3 separate regions of the Mus musculus genome follow, and regions 2 and 3 are each linked to region 1. A link is a loop called in an ENCODE intact Hi-C map of the cell type or tissue named here. Cell type or tissue: left cerebral cortex. All regions are shown on one strand.

Region 1 (8,000 bases):
ATCAGGAATAGTTGCTTCAATGTGCTCCATACCACCCCAGCCTTTCTTTTAGCCCACTGATTTCACCCTTAGGAAATCACCTCCAAGTATGGTATGGTGGTCCTACCATACCATATTGGGCTCAGTCATTCTCTGGGTATCCTTAATTGGGACAATGCTTCTACTTGCGTCAGACAGCGAAGTTAAGAGAACAGAACCTTCTAGTTTTACTAAGCAGAGGTCATGTGGACATTCTGTTATTACTCCAGAATGATGAGAACAGAAGCCTGTCTGTCATGCTCTTCTTTCATGAATTAGCTTGGAGAAGAGATAGGCAGTCTCAGATTTGGATGTTGATTCAGCAAAAACTATTAATGTCTGATATTTCTTGCTAAGTGTTAAACTTCACCCAAGAAGCCAGTTTTATTATAGCTGGCTGGGCCAATATTATTTAGTAAGTTGTACTTATTATAGAGGTCTCATATTATACTCATTTCCAGATATCAACCTTATGAATCCTAAGCCGGTTTTGTAGTTTTGAGTTCACATGATGGTAGGTGCTATTGCATAGAAATAGCATGCTGTTATGAAACGTTCACTCATATTTCACAAATATTAATGAGTACCTTTCCTATGGAAGTCATTGAGCTAGTCTCTGTGTGATACATTTGATAAGGTCATAGTTCATACTCTGATTCATAATAGGAGTAAGATATATGCTTTTCAATTAATAAATCATAGCATAATGTACAAGTGCCTACAATGAAGGACAAGGTTGTTTCAAGATCTCACAGTGTGACTGAACTTTTTGTTCTCATCTTCCTTTTCTCCAGATTCCATGGAATCTGTTAGGCTAGGCATTCTGTGCAGATATCACTGAGGATTTCTGTCTTTGGCCATTTACCTAGTGAGCATCAGAAGAAGGCTTGGGAATCCTACTGGGGAACGGATGCAGCTTTCCTTAGAAAATTGAAATCCCAAAGATACATGATTCTCCCGTAAGCCTGTAGAATAATTTGTCTGTTTCATTTCCCCATGCCTAGGGCTTGTTTGCCATGACATCCCGCTGATTCCTTCACTGTAATGCTCCTTAAATTCCCACCTGATACATCTTGCTACTCATCGTTCAAGCCATTAACATCTCATACCTAGGTCCAAGGCATCTTAACTGACTTTGCTCTTGCTTTCAGTCTCTATTTAGTTTGTCTTGGCAGGAAGTTTTGGGGCAGAAAGAAGTTTAGGCCACACAAATACCACCTGCATAATTCACCTGAAAGATGTCTCCGCTGAGATAGTCATGGAGCTGGATCTTGGCTCACAACTTTAAATATTGTCTGATCATCATTTGGGATTTCATCAGTATTCTGAGAAGTCAATCATAGACATCAGTTGTCTAGAAACATGGCAGCAAACTCTTTCACCAGACCTCAGTGCTTTCTCATTGCTGCCTTATATCCACTGACATTTAAAATTCACCATTAGGTTCTTCTCTTCTAGATCCCACATTCACACTTGTCCAGTGTACTACTTTCCTTGAGCCACACTTTCCAACCAACTGACCTATCCAATCCTTCTACAAAGGCTGTGTCTGCATCTTTTTCAACTTCCATCTAGGTTAACTCCATGCCTGGCAATTCCAGTTGACTATAGTCTTTTCTGCTTGGTTCTCATTTGGACTTGACACAACTGTGCCGTTTGGCACTTGTGGTATCTCTAAACTCTGATGCCAAAGTTAGTGTTTTTTTTTCCCATGAGGCTGTGCAGTTTATTGTATCACACATGTAATTGAATAGCTGTAGATAAAGGCTCTGGAAATGGTTGCTCTCTTTGGCGTGGATACACACATGCTTTATGCAGAGCAGAACTAGAGGACCAGGTTACAAGAAAAACAGAAACCAATTAAAGTAAGCACAAGGGGGCATTCCTTCTCAGTCTTTGTTGTTTTATTTTCTTCTTGCTTTTCTCATTGCAGAAAAGGTCCCTTCTCGGCCCAGTGAACATCCAACGCTTGATTCTTTAGACAAGAGATTCAAACCTGAAGTCAGCTTCCCCAGCTCGCTTGGATTTGAGGCATAGATGAACCAAAACAGTAAAAGGAGTTTTTTATTGACTTAATTTCCTTCATGCAGAGATATTAATAAAGTCAGCAGTGTATAATTGCCAGTTTTATGTAGCAGCTGAAGATCACATGCTTTTGATAAAATCTTTATTAACATGATGAAAAATGTTGTTTTTATGTGACTATTTCATAATTTAAGTGCTCATTTTATGCTAAGGGTGGCTTGTGATTAGTGTTGATATTCTCTAGTGGTTGTCTGTGATTTTTCTTAGGGTAAAGTACGTAAATGGTTGATAAAATGTCATTTGTTTCTATACTATGTGTTTAGATGTTATTTTGGGTGACTTTGGGATGAAGTGTTTTCCCTAAGTGATTTTTTTCCCCAGAACATCATCAATTTGCTTATACCTTTTCGTATAAATAACTACACAGCCATGATTTGATAAGAAGTTATCTATGCAGTGGGGTAGGTAGCATGAATATGAGCTATTGTGCCTTCTTGTGAGGTAATGCAAGGCACTTTCTTTATTTGGGAGGCTCCTTCTGCTAAATGCTTACTTTAGTTTTTTTCAAGGTATGATTTTTCAAAAAGGTTTATCTTGGAAAGCTGAAAGGTTGATTTGTTTCTTTCAATCAGGTTTAATAGCTTCAACTTTTAGAACTTACTGCTCAAAGACAGCAACAAAGACAGAACTGATTTTTGCCCCTTCGGCTCTGGAGTGTTTTTTCAGTTGAGAAATGAAAATGTGTCTCAGGATAGGACACTATGTGCTTTGTTCTAAATGGCACTGAAACTGTCCCTGGCCTACACAGGTATTGGTGCAGAGTCCTGCAAAGCTGATGCAGACTTTAACACATGTGTGGGAATTTCCTGTGGCCTAAGTTTTTCCAAATGTATGTTACTAATTTTATGTAACAGGAATGAAGAATTACGAAAATAGCAAGGTGGTACTAGAAATTAGAAAGCTAACTTTTTTTTAAATGTGTTTCCAATGAAAATTACCTTAGTGTACCTACAATGTATTCTGTGTATAATGGGAGATATTGGTATTTATGTGCTCAGCAAAATAAAACCTGTATTATTAAAATTACCGAAGGATAAATTGCATGTTATAGATGTGACTACTTGACATATTGGTGACCAACAGTATGTTTGGTGTTTTGGGTTTAGGAGTAAATGTATAGGTTGTTCATCAAATTCTCCTGCTTTAAAACCAGGCTGCTGCTTCATGTCTACCTCTTCTGACTGCAATATTACCCTTGACCATGCTGTTGGTTTTGCTTTATATTTTACTCCAGCAGAAATCAAAATGTATTTTATAGACCTATACTTTGGCAATATGCTAGGAAAGAGAACACAAGCAACTTAAAGCAAATTTCTGCCACAGTGCTTTTAATATTAACAGAGATTTTCATCTAACAGCACCAACAGAATAGAACATGAGAATATCACAGCTCAGGGCTGTAAACACAGCTTCCTGATGTCTTAGTCCCTAGGGAGAACAGAGCACACAGTTTTTATATTATTCAGCTTGTCATTCTATTGGCATAGAACTGATTTTCTTTTTTGCCTCAGAAAATGCCTCTTTTCCAAATCTCCAGCTGCCCTTCATTCATAAAGCAGCATTTTAATAAGGTAGTTGTTTACTACAAAACAATGATAATACTAATAACGAATCCCTAACAGCAAAGCATATTCCTTTCCAGCGACGGCCTCGTTGATGCCAAACAGCTGGAGGAAAGATGGGCGAAAACGCAATCAGGCATTTAAACACCATTGCTGGATGTTTCCAAACATAAACATCCAGATGTATAGCGTTGTGGAAGTAATAGGTTTGATTACTTGCCTTTTGCATACTTCATCTGGATCTTTTGATGCTATGTGGATGAAATCTTAAGAGTATTCTTCATTTTTCTGTATCCTAAATGGCTTTTCTGAACATGCATGGTAACACCAATGCTGAGAACTGATAGAGACTGAGCCTGGCAGAGGTTGTGTGAGAGAAAGAAGGGAAAGGATTTCGAACGTGGTTAAATGGGTCCCTCTCCTGGCTAATGCATGTGGCAGCAAGGACTTGAGAGTCCACTGAAGCACTTTCAGTTTTCAGCTGATAAATATATAAGAATAAAGATCCTGAGGGGAAGGTCAAGATTGCCCTATTCTCTCTGAGACCCAGAGCCCAAATAACCAGGGGCTTTCTGTGGTATTTAGTTCTAACAAAGGCAACTCTTTTGTATACCATTGAAAATACTTGCTCAAGAAGAATCTGCAGTCACCGGTACTGAGGTATAGCTGTTTGTTTTTCCAAAGGTTGCCTCATCAGGCAAGATTAAAAGTCTCAAAAAGATCAAATGAGTGTTTTTTGTTTTTTTGTTTGTTTGTTTGTTTTGTCCTGAAACTTCAGACTACCCTTCCCAAACCAACTCAAGTCTCTTGTGGTCTTTCTCTGATACCAGTTATTGGTAATTAGCATGAAAAGTCATTGCCAAAATATGTCACTAAGCATGGACACCTAAAGATTTAATGATCTCATCAGAGGTGGCCTGGTCTCAGAATCACATTCTCATGTCCTAGTGCAAAAATAAATGCCAATGCCTATCCAAGACTGAAAGGAAAAAAAAAATTAGTCATTTTTTTCTGACACGTCCTTGAAGAAATCAATTCTACAGATCACGGAGGAGCCAAGAAAAGCTTGTGCATATGAGTAACTCAGTCTGCTCAGTGAGTCAAGATGACTAGTTAAAAGAGCACTCTGCCGTGATGATGTCTCCTAGGCACGAAGAACAATGCCATCATTAACGCGTGGGACTGTTTAGCATTTAGAGCGCTTCACACATAAAGAAACTTAACACGAGACTATTTATTATCCTTTAGACAGATGGTTTAATGTGTCTTTAGCCTTCAGCCAACCAGGCCACCCGTGGTTTTCTTTAGCCAGGGGCTTTTAAAAAATAATTGGGAGGCAACAATTTTCTAACAAGACTGACTGCAGTATACTTCCTTAAATCTCTTTTTTACCCTTAAGTATCCCTTGCAGTTGTTCAAGGCTGACAAACTTCTCTGACATTGATTCCTCACATATAAGTAATTACTGACATAAAAGAGGATGGAGGGGTATAGATTGTTTTGTTTTGTTTTGTTTTCATTAGTGGTTCCTTCGCAATAGAAAGACTATTCAGATATGATTACTCTGGAAGATCGTTCTCTTCTGATTAGACATTGCCTCACTCTAGAGAAGTCGTTATTACAGGAGTCTCCAAAACAAGAAATGCCATTCCAACATGGACGATAACGGGGTGGGAAGTTGTACATTGTAATATACTTATCTTAAGTGGTAAAAGCCAGGGGTAGCTATGCCTCCAAGGAAGAGAGTTCCTTAGTAGAGAGTAAACAGCTCGTGGATTCCATAGTATTATGATCAATGCGCGAAATGCACACATTACAAAAGCAAATCAGATGTACCGGTATGTGAAAACTTATAAAGAGATTTTAATGACTCCTGTACAACAACCTTGGGCATTGTTCATTTCTCCAGGTCTTTATGTGACTCAAAGACCCAGAGATGCAGAGGACTGGCCCAAGAAGGTATCCACTTTTCTACTTTTCCTCTATACTCCCTCCTACCTACTCAGTGGAGTTCTACAGAGGTAAAGACTGGGGTGAGGAAAGTGATTATGTCAGCAGAGCATTTAGTGTGCTTAGCAGGGCAAGTGTCTTCTGGGCTTTGAAAGGACGAGAAGTCTGAGCACAGAATCTAGGATTTTTTTTTTTTTTTTTTTTTTTTTTTTTGGAGCAAAATTGTGTGTGTGTGCGCGCTGTTTGTTTGAGTTTTGAATTTTTCCACTGCAAGGAGTTAGACTTGTATTTGTGTTGGTTCTGTGACTTGAGCTTTGAGTTTTGCATCAAAATTGTTGATTTTCTCCTGGGAGGAGGAGGAGGAAGATCCTGGCACAGCCATTGGCGATCTAGAGGACCATGTTCAGCTTGATCTCAGCACAGAACATCCAGTCAGTCCCACCTGGTGAAGCAGTTCAACTCTCTGCTCTAGGTATGAAAGGACAGAGGGTGGGTGACTGGGACACAGACCTGAACCTGGAGTGTCTGTGCAGTCAGGCCCCATAATGTACACTGGCCTTCCATGTAATGAGCTCTTATACAAGGAGGGGTAAGGAATGTAAACGACCCTTCCACTGACATTCTCTGGGCTCAAAATCTGATGGAGAGAACTCTGTAGGCACAAGCATACCCTTCTAGGTGCCTATGATGAGGGTGTGGGTGCTAATGAGCCACAGAACATGTGCCTAGCCAAGCATCACAGTCCCTTCTGCATGGAGCTGTAGAGGCACAAGGACACACCCATTGTCAATCTGGTTCAGCTACATGAGCTGGAACTGCCTAGCCAGGCTGCCGACAGCCTGGAGTTGGCAGTCCAGGTCAGAGGTTGCTAGCTTCCTTCTTCTACCTCAGCCCCCTGATTGTTTGTGCTAGATGACAATGACCACAGCCCAGTCCTTATCAGGGTACCTTGACTGAAGTGGAATTGACTGATCATGCACCAGAGTCATCGCTGCCGCTAGATCCGGGTGATGATAAATTCTGACGAGGATTCCAGGAACAAAGGTGATCACCCTTGTTGCACACATCCCGCTCGAAGTCTGCCATACTTTCTGGCTCTCCCTGTGCTCTGGCAGCCCCATCTTCAAGCACCAGTCTATCTACAAGCCTGGACATGGGCCCTGGATTGACACCCACAAGGTCATCGTGAACATGCTGCTTGTCAGTGCTCTTGAAGTGATTATCATTTTCTCCGACATCCCCCAAGTGTCCCCGAAGAGGTGATCGACCTTGTTAGAAAGGCCCAGGACACTGGAAGTCTGAGTTACCTTGCTGTCTTGAAGGGTGGAGCATTTTCCAACTTGTTGGAGCTGGTCAGCACCTCGGACAGAGACCTGGGCATCAACAGGCTCGAGAACAGTGCCCTCTAGTCTCAAGACCAATTCAAGCTGCAGCCAGCCAGTGTCACCTAGTGGTAGCACAGTGCCATTGGCCAGTGAGAGCCTCTGAGGATTATCTGACATTGGTGGAGGAGAGCTGTGGGGTTCCGGACTATGCTACTGGACAAAATGACAAAGCATAAGGTGTCAGTGTGAAAGAATAACCCTTCCGACATCTCTCTGGCCCCACTAGTCACCCAAGACTTGATTCTGAGCCTCTGTGGCCAGGTCACCTTCTGGCAGCTGAAAGCTGAGGCTGGCCACAGCAAGGTCTTGTGCTCCCTCTCCCATCCCCCAGCAAGGTCAACTTTTGTTTATTCTGCGCTGCTACACTGCTATTCTGCTATAAATGCCAGTGGATCAGGCGCCACCTGGTGGGAAAGTTGTGTTGGTCTCAGCTGTGCAGAAGCAATAAGAAGAACTGGGTGATAGGGCACAGGTTTGGAAGTAGAGAGGCAACTGGATTCCTTATTAGTGGTTGGATGCTTTGGCTAATGGCCGAAGCTTTCTGCTAGTGGCCATCTCAGTGTAACGTGTTTTACACAAAGGAATGAGTGCAGCCCAAACCAACAGCAAGCAAGAGGTACCTGAAGTCTCAGAGATTTTAGGAGCTGATTCTGAGGGCCTCAATTCAAACTCTTATGAAATCGTGGCCTCTTTTATTTTGTCAGAATTCTAGGAAAAGTGACATTACATGATATTCTAGTGTGGGGACAGTGAACAGCTTTTATGCCCCTTTCTTCTGGACGGACTGGGTCCCACCTACCATTGGGGAGAACACTCAGCTCTCTACTAGATGTCACAAACATTTAATCAATTTTCATGCCAGGAGGCCTTACACCAATTCAGTGCCTGGCCGTTTGGGACTTCAAATGTCTAATAGGTAGGTGTTGAGGGAGATCTCTTCAGACGATGACAGGAAGCCCAAGGGTAACGTTGATGGGAGTCGATGTCTGCCTTTGCTGCT
Region 2 (8,000 bases), 720 kb before region 1:
ATATCAGGAGAGTTCTGCAAACATTTTTGACTCTTTGTTCTGTGTTGTTCTTGTTATTGTGAGACTGATTCTTACTATCATAGCCCAGGTTAGCAGATGTGTTCTGCCACACCCAGCTTCGTCTCTGAAAAGCTTGAGTGTGGCCGTGGTGTGTGAAACAAGAAATCTTACTTCAAAAGACTCAGACAGTAGAGGAAAACGCAGACTGTTGCGTGCCTGTAGCTTTTATGTTTAGGTGTTGAATATTTTCAAATCAATAGAATGGAAAAGCGATTAATTAGACTTTATAAGGATGAAGACTGGGTTTTTGTTGTTGTTGTTTTTGGAGACAGGGTTTCTCTGTAAAGCCACGGCTGTCCTGGAACTCACTTTGTAGACCACTTTGTAGACCAGCCTGGCCTCGAACTCAGAAACCCGCCTGCCTCTGCCTCCCAAGTGCTGGGATTAAAGGCATGGGCCATCATGCCCAGTGAAGTCTGGGTTTAAATTATGGGAGTGAATTGCAGGTGTCCTTTGCAAGACCTTAATAATTCCTGAATAGCTGGGAAATAATATTTGATAAATATCTGAAGATTCTTTTGTTGGGTTGCTGGTGTCTAAGGTGCTCTGTCTAGACCACAAATAGCTAGCTGTACCAACTGAGTGCTAATTCACCCAGGCCATGTGGTGATAGTTGCTACTGTCAGGTGCAGCCAGGAGAGGTGTGAAAGCTCCATGGAAAGGGAGGAGTAGGAGACAAGGTGAGTTAGGCCAAATCCAGAGCCGTTCCGCTGCCCCAAGGCCTCTGCTTCCCCATTTCAACTGCCTGTCTGGCCATCACTGCCCCTCAGCCACCGTTGGCCTTGTGGCTGACTCTTGAGTGTGCCTCGGGGTTTTATTAACACTTGTTCTTCTGCCTCCACCTCCCCTCATCTCAGGCCTGCCTGCCTTTCTCAGAAAGGCCTTTCTGGACACATTAGCCAGTCTCTCTCTTTTTAGTTACTTTCTGGTTAATTTACCTTGCTTGTTCATTCATGTTTTCTTTCCTTGCTTGCTTTTGGCTGCAATTAACCTGTTCACCTTTTTTTATATTAAAAAGAATATTCTCTCTTGTCCCTCTCATAACCCCTCCATCCCTCTGTTGAGAAGCTAACTTGTAGGACTCAGTTTTCTCTCTCTACCACTCGGACCCCTGGGATACGACTCCGGTTGTCAGCCTTGGCACCGGTACTTTTGCCTACTGAGCCATTTCACTGGCCCTTCTCCAAATTTTGAAAAAGATTCCTTTATGTGTATGAGCATCTTGTCACAGGGATGCGTGGGTACCAAGAGGGTGCTGGGTGTCACAGAGGTAGAGGAGGTTGTTCAATTCCTTAGGACTGGAGTCACCACTGGGAGCTAAGAACTGAACCTGGGTCCCTTTAAGAACAGCAAATGCTCTTAGCCACTGAAGCATCCCTACATGCGGCCCCCGCCCTCTCCCCCCCCCGCCCCCCCCGCCCCCCCCCCCCGTTTCTTTTCTTTCATCAGGGTAGTGTGAGGATAAGTACATGTGTCGTGAGGTCAGTCCTGCTCAGGTTATACCACAGAGAAGTTGGACCTGCACTGCACTCGCTGTTGGTGCAAATGTGTCATGGCACAGTCAATTGGAAACGTTTGGCAGTTCCTTAAAATCGTAAACAGAATCACCACATGTTCCTCAGAAGGGAAAACCTCTGCCTCCGTTACAACTTGATGTAAATGTTTACAGCGCTTTCCCTCCTAACAAGCTGGAAAAGGCCCAAGGATGGGCCAGAGTCTACTGTGTGTCTGTGTAGTGGGACACTAGCTGGAGGTGAGGCAGGCATGGAGATCCAGGCCACAGAATCAACTCTTGAGTTTCAAGCATCTTATGCTTAGTGGGAGAAAGCAGGTGATAAAGACTATGTTGTTCAGCCCTGTGTGGTGTGGTGACACGCGCCTGTAATCCTAGCACTTGGGAGTTAGACGCAGGAGGGTCTCTGAGTTCTAGGCCAGTTGGTCTGCATAGAGAGGAGTACTATAGGACAGTCAAATTCTGTCTCAAAAACAGCAGTTTTTGTTTTTTATTCCATTTATGTAAAATGCCCACAACAGGCAATTTTATAAAGAAAGCTTGCTTTGAAGTAGAGAAGAGATGGCGGGTACCTGCTAATGTAGCTATGTTTAGGTGCCTGAGAGACTATAAAATAAGATTTTAGTTGATTTACAACTCTGTAAATATACAGAAAAGCATGGCATGGCATACTTTATTTCTTAAGTTGTGTTACATGCTTGCAAAAACTATGAAAAAGGATTGAAGTCAAGCCTATGGAATGTTTTATCTCTGAATATGCTTGCCATTTAGATTTTACCTATCTTAGAATAACGGGGGGATGTTTGAGGAGTAAAGGTATGAATCCTAGATTGTTCTAACAGTGCAGCTCATCCTCACCAAGTCCACAGGTACAGTGTACAGTGTACAGAGAAAGGCCCACTCTAAACCCAAGCACTTAAAGCTCTCTGTTTTCACATCTGGGTCTGTGTGAGCGATGGCACAGGCCCCTTGTGGGAAGCAGACTTTGAGAAGGGCACTGGAGATACAGCCGGGCTCTCGTGATTCAGAGCCGGTGCGAGACAAGGCTTTCAGAGGAAGCAGGCAGGCAGGAGCAGGAGCACTTTAACAGCTGTAGCACATTCTGCCTGAAGCGTGGGAGAGTAGGATAGGAGTGGGAAACAAGGTTGCAAGAGTAGATTAGGGTCAGTGGGGAACAATGTCGGAGCTCTGGCAAGTTCTGCTGCTTCTTTTCCCTGGCCTCTAGGGTTTTTCTAGTAGCCTATCTTTGTACCTGTGGGTTTTGCACCGGCCCTGACCTATCAGCAGTGTGACTCTGGGCTGGGGACTTTGACTTTTTCCTTTCTGTCACCAGACGCGGAGCAGGGCATCTGCGGGTGGTCAGGAAGCATCTGAGGCCAGGTTACAAAGTCTGTTGAGAAGAGTTCATGCTGGGAGGCGGCTTGATTCTTGGCAACTTGGAGAAGTTCTGGAATTTGGAGCTAAAGGAGTTTGCCTAGCTAGGAAAGTGGATTTCTGGTAACGTGAGCTAATGAGGTGAATTTGATAGCACTGCGCAGGTCAGCTGGAGAGCGAGCCTGAGGATCCCTTCCACACCTTGCCTTGCCGGTTTCTACTGTCACTTTCCCTGGACCAAAGTCGGTGCCTGCCTTGAGGAGCCAGCTTCCCTGCTTGCTTCTGGGCTCTCCCATGGTGGCTGCAGCTTAACAGAAGGATCGGGTTCACAGGCTTGCCCGAAGGAAATCTTTGAGACGTCAGAAAGTAAACACCCTCAGGACAGTGGGGAAATGAAGCGTGGGTTCGGGTTTTGGACAGACAGGCAGGTTTCACTCATACTGTGGATCACGTCGTTTTTGCACATCCTAAGGTGGGTTTGCTTTTTGCACACTTCACATTTGCTCCAGGAGCCAAGACTCTGACACTGCCACCCTGTGGACACGTGATTCAGCACTTCAGGAATTAAAGGGAAACCTCCTTCGTTTGAAATTAACCGTGTTAGAACTGGCTGTGGCTCTTCTACCTTGGTGTGTGTGGTCAAGCTTATTAGATAACAAGCTTAAAGCTTATCATCTGAGGCTTCTACATAAAGAGAATGAAAATACAGTAGCTTTAAAAAAGCTCTGAAGGCCAGGCGCGCTGCCACACACACGCCTTTAACCTTAGCATTCAGAAGGCAGGGCCAGGTGGATTTCTGAGTGAGGCCAATCTGCTGTGCACAGCCAGCCAAAGAAAGGCACACTGAGAGACCCTGACTTGAAATAACAAAGGCAAAACCCTAGAAATCCAAGCATACTGTTCAGATAGTAAATTTCTTTGCCCCAAAAAACTTAGTGAGTTTTTTTTTTTATTTTTTATTTTTTAATTAATGTTATTGGGTATACCTGTTGTTTTTGTATTCGAGACAGACAGGTTCTGTCTAGCCCAGGCCAGCCGGGAGCTGCTCTGTAGCCCTGGACGTCCTTGGGTTTGAAGTTGTTCTTCTGCCTAGTCTCCTGATAGGAGACTTTAGGAAAGAGCTCCATGTTGCTCACACTTTGTTTCTTTAAAAGTCACTGTGGTATGTGAGGCCTATCTAAAATAGTGTTGTTTTTTTTTTAAACGTGTACTGATTTCCTTTTCTTGTTTTGAGATAGGGTCTCACTATGTAGTTCAGATACTGAGTTTTTTCAAGTACTATTTTATAATAGATGTGGAATTGCCCTCCAGGCCCCCTCCCCCCTAAATGAATGTGGCTTCTTATATTTTATTGTATGGGTAAAAATTCTTCCATGTTGGATGCCCTTAATGGTACTTACATAAAGAAGTGAATATTATATGCTATTTATTTAAAATAACAGTCTGCTTTAAAATTGACTTAAAATGAATGGGGACTGGGAAGGACTCACTTGCCTTCTGTGGCTCGGGAAATGGCCCAGGCCCGGAGTGTACAAAATAACTTTCCCAGCAGATGAGTTGTTTACAGCCCACGATGTCGTAAATGGCTAAATGGCGTATGCGCTTGAATTCCCAGAGGTGTCGGCCTGGGTGGGGTGGAGGCACTTAGTGTTGAGATTGTGTAAAGGCTGAGTGGGCTGGAGTGATGGCGCAGGCCAGGGAGCCTTAAGTGTTCTGAAATCCACATGGAGGAAGCTAGCTGACGTTCTTGAATCCTCATCCTTCCCATAAGGCACCTGGCACCTACCTTAGGGACATGACCCTTTGTTACTGGGGTAACTGCAAATCTAAGTGTTAATGATTTTTGATACTTGAGTATTTCTGAGTTGTTTTCTCTAAGGTGTGGCACGGTGAACATGGTAACAGACTTTAAATGCTTCGCTTGATTTAACTTTCCACGGCAAATATGTAGGATTGTGGGTAATATCTCACAGTTACTTCTTGCTAGGTATATGGTTTACATTTTACAATCAATAAATAGCTTTTGCTTTCAAGTGAGGTGGACAGTCTTTTTAAACTGTGAAGCATCTGGGTGCTTGTGGCAATAGGTGAATCACGTGAGCTGTGCTGGAGGCCACGGTGGAAAACAGACAGGCCTGTGCAGTGAGACCCTTCGCTGCCATCCAGAAGGCAGAGGCCAGTGCTTCCGGAGGTCTGACGGGTCTATTGTCATACCTAGTTTAAATAATTATCTTGAGGGGTGCGGGAAGCATGTGCAGATCAGAGGACACTTACGGAGTTGGCACCTTTTCCTGTGAGTGCCAAGGGTCAATAATATTAGAGAGACGTTTATGTCTCCTGCCCTTTTTTAATGACTATTCTTTTAAAAATTGTAAGCACACTAAGCATGAGTGTTCAGTCGCTGTTGGCCTCCACACCAGGCTACTCTTGGTGTCGGCGTTTGACCACAAGGCGCTTGCTATAGTGGGGAACCCTTTACTTTCATACTGGACTTTTTCATCCATGCAAAGAATGAAAGGCTTTTCCCTTTGAAAAGTAATTCTAGCTTAGATGGGTTGGAATTTTTTGTAAGGCAGTAACTATTTAATAAAGCTTGTATATGAATTTTAATGTTTTTGAATGTAAACTACTCCCGACTAAGGAAACAACAGTTATTTATTTATGTACACTATCACTGTCTTCGGATGCACCAAAAGAGGCGGTTGGATCCCATTACAGCCGGTTGCTGGGAGTTGAACTCAGGACCTCTGGAAGAGTGAGCAGAAAGTGCTCTTAACCCCTGAGCCATCTCACTAGCCCGAAACACCTTTTATTCTCATTTCATTTTTATTTTATGTTGTGAACGTGTGTGTTCTTGTGCATGCCACAGTGTGTATGTGTGGGTCAGAGGACAACTTTTGGAAGTCAGTTCTCTCTTTCCATACTCAGGTCCTGAGGCTTGGTGACAAGTCCTCTGCAAGTCCCTGACATCTCACAGGACTTGAGTAAATTATCTTCAATTTAAAATGTTTTTGCTCTCTTGGTTCCTCAGATACTTTTTAGCTGAGTGACTTTTGAATTTAAAAAGTCTTTTAAAATTGTCTTAAATTTTTTATACTTTAATCTTTTGTTTAAAAAAAATCTCTTCAGGATTTGCAATCTGGAGGCCAGGAAAATTTTAATAACAGGATATGTTCATTTATTGTTCTGTGAAGCTATTTGTATTCTATTTCTGGATTTAATCAAAGATTTTTTTTTTACCTTTCAAGGCTACAGTGTTTTGTTTTGTTTTGTTTTTTTCTTGTCAGCTTTCCCAACGTTTGTTTATCACTGATACCTCCGTGCCAAGGGGTACAGCTCACTCTGCTGACCAGGAAGGATGGCCTTGCTACTCTATCCAGTGTGTAGTTACCAGAGCTGAGGTGGCTGGGAAGGGTCGGATAGGCAGGTGCTGACTGCAGGCTAAGCTCTGGTTGTTAGGGGAAGGGCCCTTCTGTGGAGGGTGCTGGGTGAGGCAGAATCCTGGCTTAATTGAGAACTCCACACTCCTGGGTTCCCTTTTATAATTCATAGAAACCATATTGTCCTTTAAAATTCCTCATTGATACACTATTTCTTTGCATTATCAATACCTACTAGAAATGTTTTTAGTTTATCAAGCACGTTTTAAAGTGTTTAACCCTAAAGTTATAGAGAAAAGGCACATTAAGTTTATATAAAAGGTAATTAACCAATGCTCACCTTCCAAGATGGCTACTATAGCAGCTGTTGGCATGGTGAAATTGCGAGCCTTATGTATTGTTGTAAAGAATGTAAAATGATTCCCTCCAAAGTGGATTATCTCATAAAGGTGTTTATATTTCTGTATTTATGGCAACACCAGTGTAATTAATCCAACTATCAATTCATGAGTGATTAAAGTAAAGTGAAGTGTGTAGAATATTATTTAGCCCTAAGGAATTCTGACACATACTATGACATAGCATGGAGGAACCGTGAAGACTGTACTGAGTGAGACAACTAGTCACAAACAATCCTGCCGAGGAATCTCACTCACTTCTGGGTATCTAGAGCAGGAGGTCATGGAGAGAATACTTGGTGTTTGCCCGAGAAAGTGAGGGCTTGTGTCATGGGCATAGAGTTTAAGTTTGGAAAGATGGCTGGAAAGAATTCATAGGTGGCATAACAATGTGAGTGTGTTAATTTTTACAGAACCACATACTTAGAACCATGGTTGAGATGGTAAGTTGACTCTTTATATATATTTTAATTTTTTTATATATATTTTGGCACAATTACATTTTTTAATTTTTCTTTTTTATGTGTATGAACATTTTACTTGCACGTCTGTGTGCATGCCCTGTGCGTGCTGGTGCCCGCAGAGGGGAGAGGAGGCAACGGCGGATCCCTTGGAACTGCAGTCCAGATGTTGGTAACTGCCTGTGAGTGCTGGGAACTGAACCTGGGTCCTCTGCAGGAGCAAGTGCTCATAACCACTGAACCATCCCTCCAGCCCCGCTCCCAATGAACAGGTTTTTTGTTTGTTTGTTTTTTTGTTTTTGTTTTTTGGTTGGTTTTTTTGTTTGTTTGTTTGTTTTGTTTTTTCGAGACAGGGTTTCTCTGTACAGCCCTGGCTGTCCTGGAACTCACTTTGTAGACCAGGCTGGCCTTGAACTCAGAAATCTGCATGCCTCTGCCTCCCAAGTGCTGGGATTAAAGGCGTGCGCCGCCACCGCAAATGAACAGTTTTAAAATAGAAAATTTGATTTTGTATTTTGGTGTTCTTTCAGAAAAACAACCCCTAACTTACCCCTCTGATCTTACTTCAACAAAGAAGAGTTATTGACACCAGGTGAACGAGGCTCTCTCACCAGCAAGGAAGCAGTTGGGGCAGAGGACTCCACCCGGTGTTTTGTGATGTGAGCTTCTGACACTTTTCTACCTGGAGATAGCACCAGAACTCAAGTTTAAGGTTCCCCAAGGTAGCTTCACAAGACACCAATCCAAAACCCTATGCTGTTATATTTGGTTTTCTGGTTGGCAAGCTACTCATCAAAGCTCTTACAACTCCTTC
Region 3 (8,000 bases), 300 kb before region 1:
GTCCTCTGTAATTACAAATTTTTGTTAAGTGTTTTCTTAGACAATTTCATACAGGTATATAATGTCTCCTCTTATCCCATCTCAGTCCTGCCTCTGATCTACCCTCCAGTCTACCTCTTCCCCACTTCCCTATAAGTGCACAATCCTCTAGTATTTTTCTTTTTTATGTGACCCACTGAGTTTAACCAGGATCATCTGTGCGACCATGGGTTCAGAACTGTTCATTGGAGCCTTGTAGGCTTCTCTGTGACAGTAACTACCTCTCTCCCACAATCCACGAGGTCTGGGGAGCATGTCACCAACCGAACTACCTCCTAAGCGCCCCCCCCCGCTAGCTTATTAATTAATTTGAACAAATGTCCAGTTTATAACGAATTTGAACAAATATATAGCTTTTGAACATTTCTAGCAACTGGACTTTCTACGTTTTTATAACACTGCTCTATTGAGATGTCATCGCTTTATAGCCAACTAGAGAGCCTTTCACCTCTGCTTGTCATTGCCAGTGTCAAAGTACTGAAAAGCAGATCTTCTCCCTGTGACCACCTGTCCACCCAAATCTAGCGCAGTCACCCTTGGTCCCATCTAGGTCTTGGCCACCTGCTCACCCCCTGTACATCTAAGGTATATACCCCTTGCTCCTGGCCACATAGCTTGGTCGTGTTCCCTGGTTCTCTTTTCATTCTTTTGTGAAGCTTCTGCAATACTTTTGTTGTTTTATGGTGATAATGGGGCATGCAGTTCTTTCCTGCTGCTAGGGTACCATTGTCTTGACTCATTGTCTGTTTCTCTCTGGAAGCCTCGTGCTTCCCTGGGCTCTGCTTGTCAATAGGCATATGATGTCTTCTCTTGGGCACAACAGCATCTATTGTGTCATTCTTCTCTGTATCTTCCCTCTCCCTAACCAGACAGATTTTTTTCCCCAGTCTCCAGGGAAACGTGTGCTCTTGAATTTCACACAAACATTTAACCTCTGCCCAAGGTCTTTTTGAGTTTTATAAGAACATCAAAATTTTGGAATATAATACTGGAGCCTCACCTCTATTTTTTTTTTCTCTCTCTCCTTTCTGCCCGTTTCATCTGCCCCCTAATGTGATGAGTATTGACTTGTCGAGCTGCTTGAATTGGGAGTGGTGACTAAGTGAAAAAAAAGCAAGCTACCCAGTGCAAAACAGAAAATCAATGAATAATTCCAAATATTATCCTGTCACACAGGGATAATAACATCCTTCCCGAAGCTTGTTGTAGAGTTCAGATTGAATGTGAAATGCTTGTACTGAGATGCTCAAAGAATAGCTAGGTAACGGGGACCCATGCTGTCTCTGTGTCCCCTGTGGTTCTCAGGGTCCCTTTTTCTCAGCTTTAGCCTCTTTTTGTCTTCTTTTGTCACCATTCTTTGCTGGCTCATTTGTTTATGTCAGACACCAGGGAATCACTGTGAAGCTCTGTCGTTTACCTCCTTCAAAAAAAAAAATCGCTTCTCTAAGTTTGTTTTTAGAGAAGTCACTTCACTCAGTTTGTCTTCTCCCTCCCACTCCTTCCCCTTTTGTCTCTCTCTCTCTCTCTCTCTCTCTCTCTCTCTCTCACACACACATACACACATACACACACACACATACACATACACACACACACATACACACACACACACATACACACACATACACACACATACACACACACATACACACACACACACATACACACACATACACACACACACATACACACACACACATACACACACACACATACACACACACACACACATATATACACACACACACATATACACACACACACATACATACACACACACACACACACACACACACACACACACACACACACACACACAGAGCTTCCCATGATTTGGTAAGAATGAAATGCCAGCCAGAAGGTGTAGTCTATGAGGCCCTGACTCTCTCAGTCTCTCTAGTCCTACCTGGTACAGGTAGATGGTTTCCAGAGCTGGTTGCCGTCCTGTCCACCGCTCATTGATATGGCAAAAGTTTACCTGCTTTTGCCAGATCCTCGGGTTGACCTTTGACATAACCGCTTTCTGTATGACGTGGCCTCCATGTTTAAGGCAGGAGAAGGAACAGCCTCAGAGCTCTTCACATTAGGTTTCTCTTCCCTGTTCCTTTGTTTCCTCTCCCTTTCTCACAGCAGAGGTAACTCTGCATCCTCTCTGCCTGCTTTCTTCTTCCCTTGTCCCTCTGTCCTCTCAATACCCAAGGCTGCTTGAAAAACACAGGACATTAATTTAGTGAACTTAGAATTTCAGATAGACAGCAAACAAGCAGTAGTGTAGGTGTATCTCAAGTCCTGCATGAAGGGTATACTTCTGGTAGAGCATTTACTCAACTTATCTCGGGCTCAAATGTACCTGCATGCTCTCTCTCTCTCTCTCTCTCTCTCTCTCTCTCTCTCTCTCTCTCTCTCTCTCTCCTTCTCTTTCTCCATGTATACATGCATGTGCACATGTGTGTGTGTCCCTGTGTGTCTCTGTGTGTGTGTCTGTGTGTCTCTCTGTGTCTGTGTCTATGTATGTCTGTGTGTGTATTTAAAGTGACAACCCTACCCCTGCTTCTATTCCCCTTTCTCCTTCTCCTTTTCTACTGGGTACTTTCATTTAGCTTGATCTGCTCTGATCACTTCTGCCCCAAAACCTGAACAGACATGAATCATTCCCTTGATTCTGGCCTCTTTCAAGCCAGTACCTGCCCTACCTGCTATTCCAACTTTCTTACTTGCCTTCATCACTTAGGTTTTATAACATGACTTCCACTTTGAAAACTCAGTTTCCTTAAGAAACATCACAAGTGTTCCCCACATTCCATCTCCAGCCATCTTCATATCTAGTTAGGCTTTTTCATTAGTGTCCTGCAGACATTTTCCCCAGCGTTCCATATTCCCTAATGTCCAACAGTTAACTTTAATTGCCCTCTTGCAATTTATTCCTCTTTCTTCTCTAATTGCTTTAATTTAAATGCATCTGCATAGACCTAGTTGCTCAGCCAAGAGCCCATAGGACCACATTCAACTCTTTCTCCTCCTCCCCACCCTCCAGTGTTGCTGGTAATAGCTTCTATGTCGATTGACAGTAGCACAAATGTCTACCTGCCTGGAACGGACATGTCTTGGGGCTGTCTTCTTTATCTCCCCATCATCATATTAGATTGGGCTTCTATCACTTTGAGCTTGGATTAGAACCATTATTGGGTCAAAGGTGATACATCATTTTCCGTGTGTTTGATATGTATGCCAAATAAGCCTCAGTGAGTTTTGCCAAACTACCTTCCTGTCAGCAAGGGATAATATTGTTAATTTCATGTGAGCCTTTGCCAAGACTAAGTACTGTCTTTAAGAACAACCTTGGAGATCTGTTAGGTAAAAATATCATCTTGACGTTTTTATTGCACTGCTAATAAAGACTTTTTAAAGCTTTCAGATCATTTAGAAACTCAAAGCTGGATTGAAACTTTCGACTTCAAATCTTTCATTCTAGACCCCTTAGCATGAATAAGGTGCTCCCCAAATAGCTTCCCAAATGTTGCTTCTCTGTCCCCACTGAGTGAAAGAGTACAGAAGGAGCACTGGGTGGTAATTCCCTTGAGATTGGGACCTGTGTCCTTCTCCCGCTGTGTGGTCTATCCCAAGCCCATAGTAGATGCTCAGTGCATACAAGGATGGTGCATCGAAATGAGCTGAATGGGAATTAAGGCTTTGTCAGAGGGAATAACAAAGGCGTATCAAGAAAAGAAATCACCTACGGATGACTGATGGTGTGCCAGAGTCATCCCAGGGCCCAAGGTTCAGAAGTGACTGTCTTCCATGATGCTTCCCATATGTATAAGATGTGCTAGAAAAGTAGATTATTTAGGACAATTAAAAATGCACACATGGTCGTCATATGTGCCAATTTTGCCCAGACCCAATTTAACAGCTCCCAGTATCACCTACACAGGGTGTCTCTTGGCATCATCCCTGCGGCACCCTCTAGTGGCCACTGGATATTGCACATCTGTCAAAGAAAGCTTTTCATCTTGAAATCCCCAAACATGCAAATCCTACAATATCACAAAGCATTAACTCTGTTCGTCTGCTTTTCCCTGGGCAAGACGCTTATTCCCTATATGTCTCTTCAAGGTCTCAATCCATTGTGGAGGAGGCTTGACAGAAGCCCAAAATCCTCCTCTTTTTTCTTAGGGCACAGAGACTTAATTGCATATCAGGTTTCAGCAACAACCTACATTCCATAGGGAGACCTGTGAATTCTGTTCTGATAAGGACCCTGAGTTCTGTGGATGGTTTAGAGTCTGTGTGATAAGACTACCAATTGGCATCATGTTACATGTCTGCATTAACTGCAGGAGAGGGGTACACACAGACATTCAAAATGGTGGGGTTGTAGCGCGCGGTTGTGACTCTAGGAAAAGAAAGAACACACTCCACACTCCCGTAAGCAGGATCTTTGTCTTCTGAGTCTGCTCCCATTTTTAGGTTGACTGACTCTCATGGTTCAGGCTCATTTTTCTTGAGGGGGAAAAAAAAGCAACACCCTGAAATATTGAGAGAGTCTTTCCCTAAACTCCAAGTCTCTCTGCAGCACAGCCCATGTTCAGACTGTCAGTCTGATGCCCAGGTTGTCATTTTCTTCCTGCTGCTCCCCTCCCTAGAGCCTGGTGGAGTCTCCTTGAGGCAGCTGAAGGAGTGACAGGTAGATATGCTGCAGAGGTGGGCTGTTTAAGGCAGTCACATGAGGTGTGGAAAATGTGATTTATAGGTTTTTTTTCTCCCCCCAGGGGAAAATAGATTTCATTATTTTCCACCTCAGGTAAGGGGTAAACCTCTGGGCTTGACCTTGGAAGGTTGTTCAGCTATAACAGTGTGGCTGAAATGCTGATATAGACTAAAACCTCATTAAATCAATATTGGTTATCCAAAATCATGCTTGATTGGATGCAACTGCTTTTCCTCAGCTGCCTGATGTCCCACTCTTTATTGGGCAAAAATATGAGATGCTCTAAAGTGAGTTAAGCTGTTGAGATTTTCTGGTCCTTAGAGCTTCAAATTAATAAGGTTTTATTATTTTGCAAATTGAAGACAGTTCTAAAACACCAAGTCCAATATTGATTATAATCTACTACTGTCACATGTATGTTTATTAATAAAAGAGTCCTGTCTGTTCCAGTAAAAAAGTCATGCATTTTCTCTTCCTGTTTATGCAGGTGTATAGGGCTTATTGGAATAAATAAACTTATTGGTCCCTAGGCAAATGGAACCTATGTAAATAAACAACCAATGGCTAATTATCCATGGCAACGGGCAACTGGGACAGCACATTGATGTGCTCCACTATCAATCTTCAAACCTTCCTTTAGCCAGAGAGAGGCCAGCATGCAGGAACTGGGAAGAGATAGAAAATCCAAATTCATACTGGACCATGTCATCCTCCATCTTTGCCCCCCAAACCAGTGGTTAGAGAGAATCGTACCTGTCATTTGGATTTTCAGTGAAGGGTTTCAAAGTGCCTCAGATGGGATTATGTAGATAGTTAGACCTGGGGTGCATGCGTAAGTAAATAAACAGCAGGTGCTAGTTGGCACAAAGACCTCAGAATATTCTGATGGTGCCCAAGAGGGTGCAGATTGCCAGGAAGTTGGGCATATTGGGGTCTCCCGGTGGGGGCAGTTCTTCATATTGCTATGCTTATGGTTCATCAACTAAAGCATTGACAGGGTGAATTGAGGTAGGCCTCAGATTAAATATCTCTTCCATGTCACTGTCACCTTTTTCATCTTTTCTTTGCTCTTCTGGAGGTCAGGAAAGCACCCATTGATTATGTCTTTTACAAGTCTCTTTTCCCCTAAATCCTTCCAAATATTCAGATCTCCTCCCTGGAGAATGGGAATTCACCCAAGTGATATTAGGGTAAAGCTCCCAAGAGTACAGATTTGAAATGGTAGCAGGGAAGGCTGAGACATAGAGTACAGAACTCAAGGTTGAAAGCAATCTAAGAGGTGCCCGCCCGGGCAGGGAGAGTTGCAGGAAAATGAATGACTAAGAAATTCATGATCCAAGATGGCTGGGTTGCAGGAGCGATTGAGGACACTTAGCAAATTGAAGACATTTCTCTTTTATTCACCCCTTGGCTTCATTTATTTTTCCCAGCAATTGTTTTCCCAGGACTGCAATGAAATGAACCTCACTCATGATTTGTCTAGTCATAATTAGAGTCTTCCTTTTTCTCGTTAGACAGTAATGTCAATAATGACTGCAAACATGTTCTCTCCTTTTAAAAAGGCAGAAGGCCAGCATCATTGTATCTGTGAGTTGATGTCAGATTTATAATGCAGAGATGCAAGCTTCACACGCCATATGCGTGCCAAATTTCCATCAAGACTTTGGAAGGCTTAAACTGTGCATTAAGAAGGGATCCTGTTTTGTTTCTGATGAGTTTTTTTTCGTCCTATTAAATAAAGAGGACAGAAAGGCCAGACCTCTTTGCCTATCAAGACTCATTTCAGGGCAGGCAAGTAGAAGGAAGACATTCAGAGAAGAGGAGGGATATTAATGGATGTTGAGAGGAAGATCCGGGGGCAGGGTAGAGTCTGGATAGGATTATGAGAGAGGGAAGTGGATGTGAATGGAAAAAGGGTGGAGATCAAGGTGCAGGGCAAGGTGATCTCTGTGTGTCTTTGTGTATGCATGTGTGTATATGTGTATGTATGTGTTTTTGCACATGTGCATGTGTGTGTGCATGTACATGTGTATGTGCACAAGTGTGTTGTGTGTGTGCATAAGTGTGTTGTGTGTGCACATGTGTATGTGCATGTATATGTGTATGTGTGTATGTGTGTGCGCATGTGCGATATGTATGTACACAAGTTTGTTGTGTTTGTGTGTGTGCATGTATGTATGTGTGAATATATGTGTCTCTGTGTGTGCATGTGTATGTGCATGTATATGTGTATGTGTGTATGTGTGTGTGCATGTGCGATATGTATGTACACAAGTTTGTTGTGTTTGTGTGTGTGCATGTATGTATGTGTGAATACATGTGTCTCTGTGTGTGCATGTGTGTATGTCTCTGTTTGAGTGTGTGCATATGTGTGTATGTGTGTGTGCGCGTGTGCTCGCACCTGTGTGTGCATGTGTGTGTGTATGTGCATTTGAGCGTATGCATGCTTCCATGCAGTATACTTGTCTGGAGGACAAATGAAGAGTACTTGGAAGGAGCTGACACAACAGAGGGAAAGTGAAGTTGATTGACTTGCTTTGGCTGTTTCTCCTCACCTGGGCTCACACTCAGACATGCTAGAAAGGATGGTTTAAAAATAGCGTGATGTTATCACATGTGGTTGAGCATATTGCCCTTGAGGGAGTGTTTTCCTGGGCCCAATTGGTAGGATCCCAGCCATTTTGCACTTTGGAAGAGGTAATTTACTTCACACAGTGAGCACTTGGCTCCCTGGGAGAAGAGTTTGTCCTTTCTGCCTCACGACAGAATGGGGTCTGGTATTCCCAGCCTTGTTGGTGGGAATTACAATCCCATAAACCAAGGCTGAGAGAGAATGGATGAGCTTTGATATTACGTGGGTGAGAAAAAGGCAGCCGGTCTTTCTAAGCCAGACCACTCCTGCGTGACAATTCAAGCATGTTTTTAGAAAAAAGAAAAAAGAAAAAAAGAAGCAGCTACCTCAAAGCTAGAGATGGGGCAGACATTTCTGTCTTCAGGCTTAGTGATGATGGTTATTTAGACACTTAATTTTCTAGTGTTTACTCCAAAGTGCAAATGTCCCAGCTCACCCCCTCCTCCCCCCAGGCTCAGAGAAAATAGGCTTGGAGTTTGATGAGCTGCCTGCTGCTGGATGCTCTGTGTTGCATCAAGGTTCCTCCTTACTGGACTCAACAGTTGCATTTTTCACCTATGAAAGAATTGCTATCAGAAAAGCAGACAGCGGATAATTGTATTTTGTGAATTGACGGTGAAG

What was found. A loop is a pair of places that touch in the nucleus more often than their neighbours do. Peaks named below come from ENCODE experiments on the same cell type or tissue, not always from the same donor. Only the 100,000 strongest peaks of a DNase experiment are listed, where the experiment ranks them.
Region 2: it touches region 1 in a loop (4-fold over the local background); 2 of 42 quality-filtered maps call a loop at or near these places.
Region 3: it touches region 1 in a loop (3.0-fold over the local background); 7 of 42 quality-filtered maps call a loop at or near these places.

What each region holds. Positions count from the first base shown.
Region 1 is chr14:80,209,054-80,217,053 of GRCm38, forward strand. It overlaps the pseudogene Gm17923. Among named protein-coding and RNA genes, the nearest start is that of Gm31776, 32 kb to the right of the region's middle. In left cerebral cortex, CTCF peaks have their summits at 4,087 (motif pointing left), 7,097 (motif pointing left) and 7,396 (motif pointing left); DNase peaks (open chromatin) are centred at 4,056, 4,757, 7,064 and 7,394; H3K27ac peaks cover 237 bases.
Region 2 is chr14:79,484,138-79,492,137 of GRCm38, forward strand. The region is part of intron 1 of Elf1 (E74-like factor 1); the gene reads left to right. It also overlaps the pseudogene Gm9243. Among named protein-coding and RNA genes, the nearest start is that of n-TEttc4, 6.5 kb to the left of the region's middle. In left cerebral cortex, a CTCF peak has its summit at 3,488 (motif pointing left); DNase peaks (open chromatin) are centred at 2,664 and 3,388; H3K4me3 peaks cover 879 bases; H3K27ac peaks cover 1,238 bases.
Region 3 is chr14:79,908,824-79,916,823 of GRCm38, forward strand. All of the region lies in intron 1 of Gm6999 (a long non-coding RNA gene), which reads left to right. Among named protein-coding and RNA genes, the nearest start is that of Gm6999, 22 kb to the left of the region's middle. In left cerebral cortex, a CTCF peak has its summit at 4,004 (motif pointing left); a DNase peak (open chromatin) is centred at 4,017.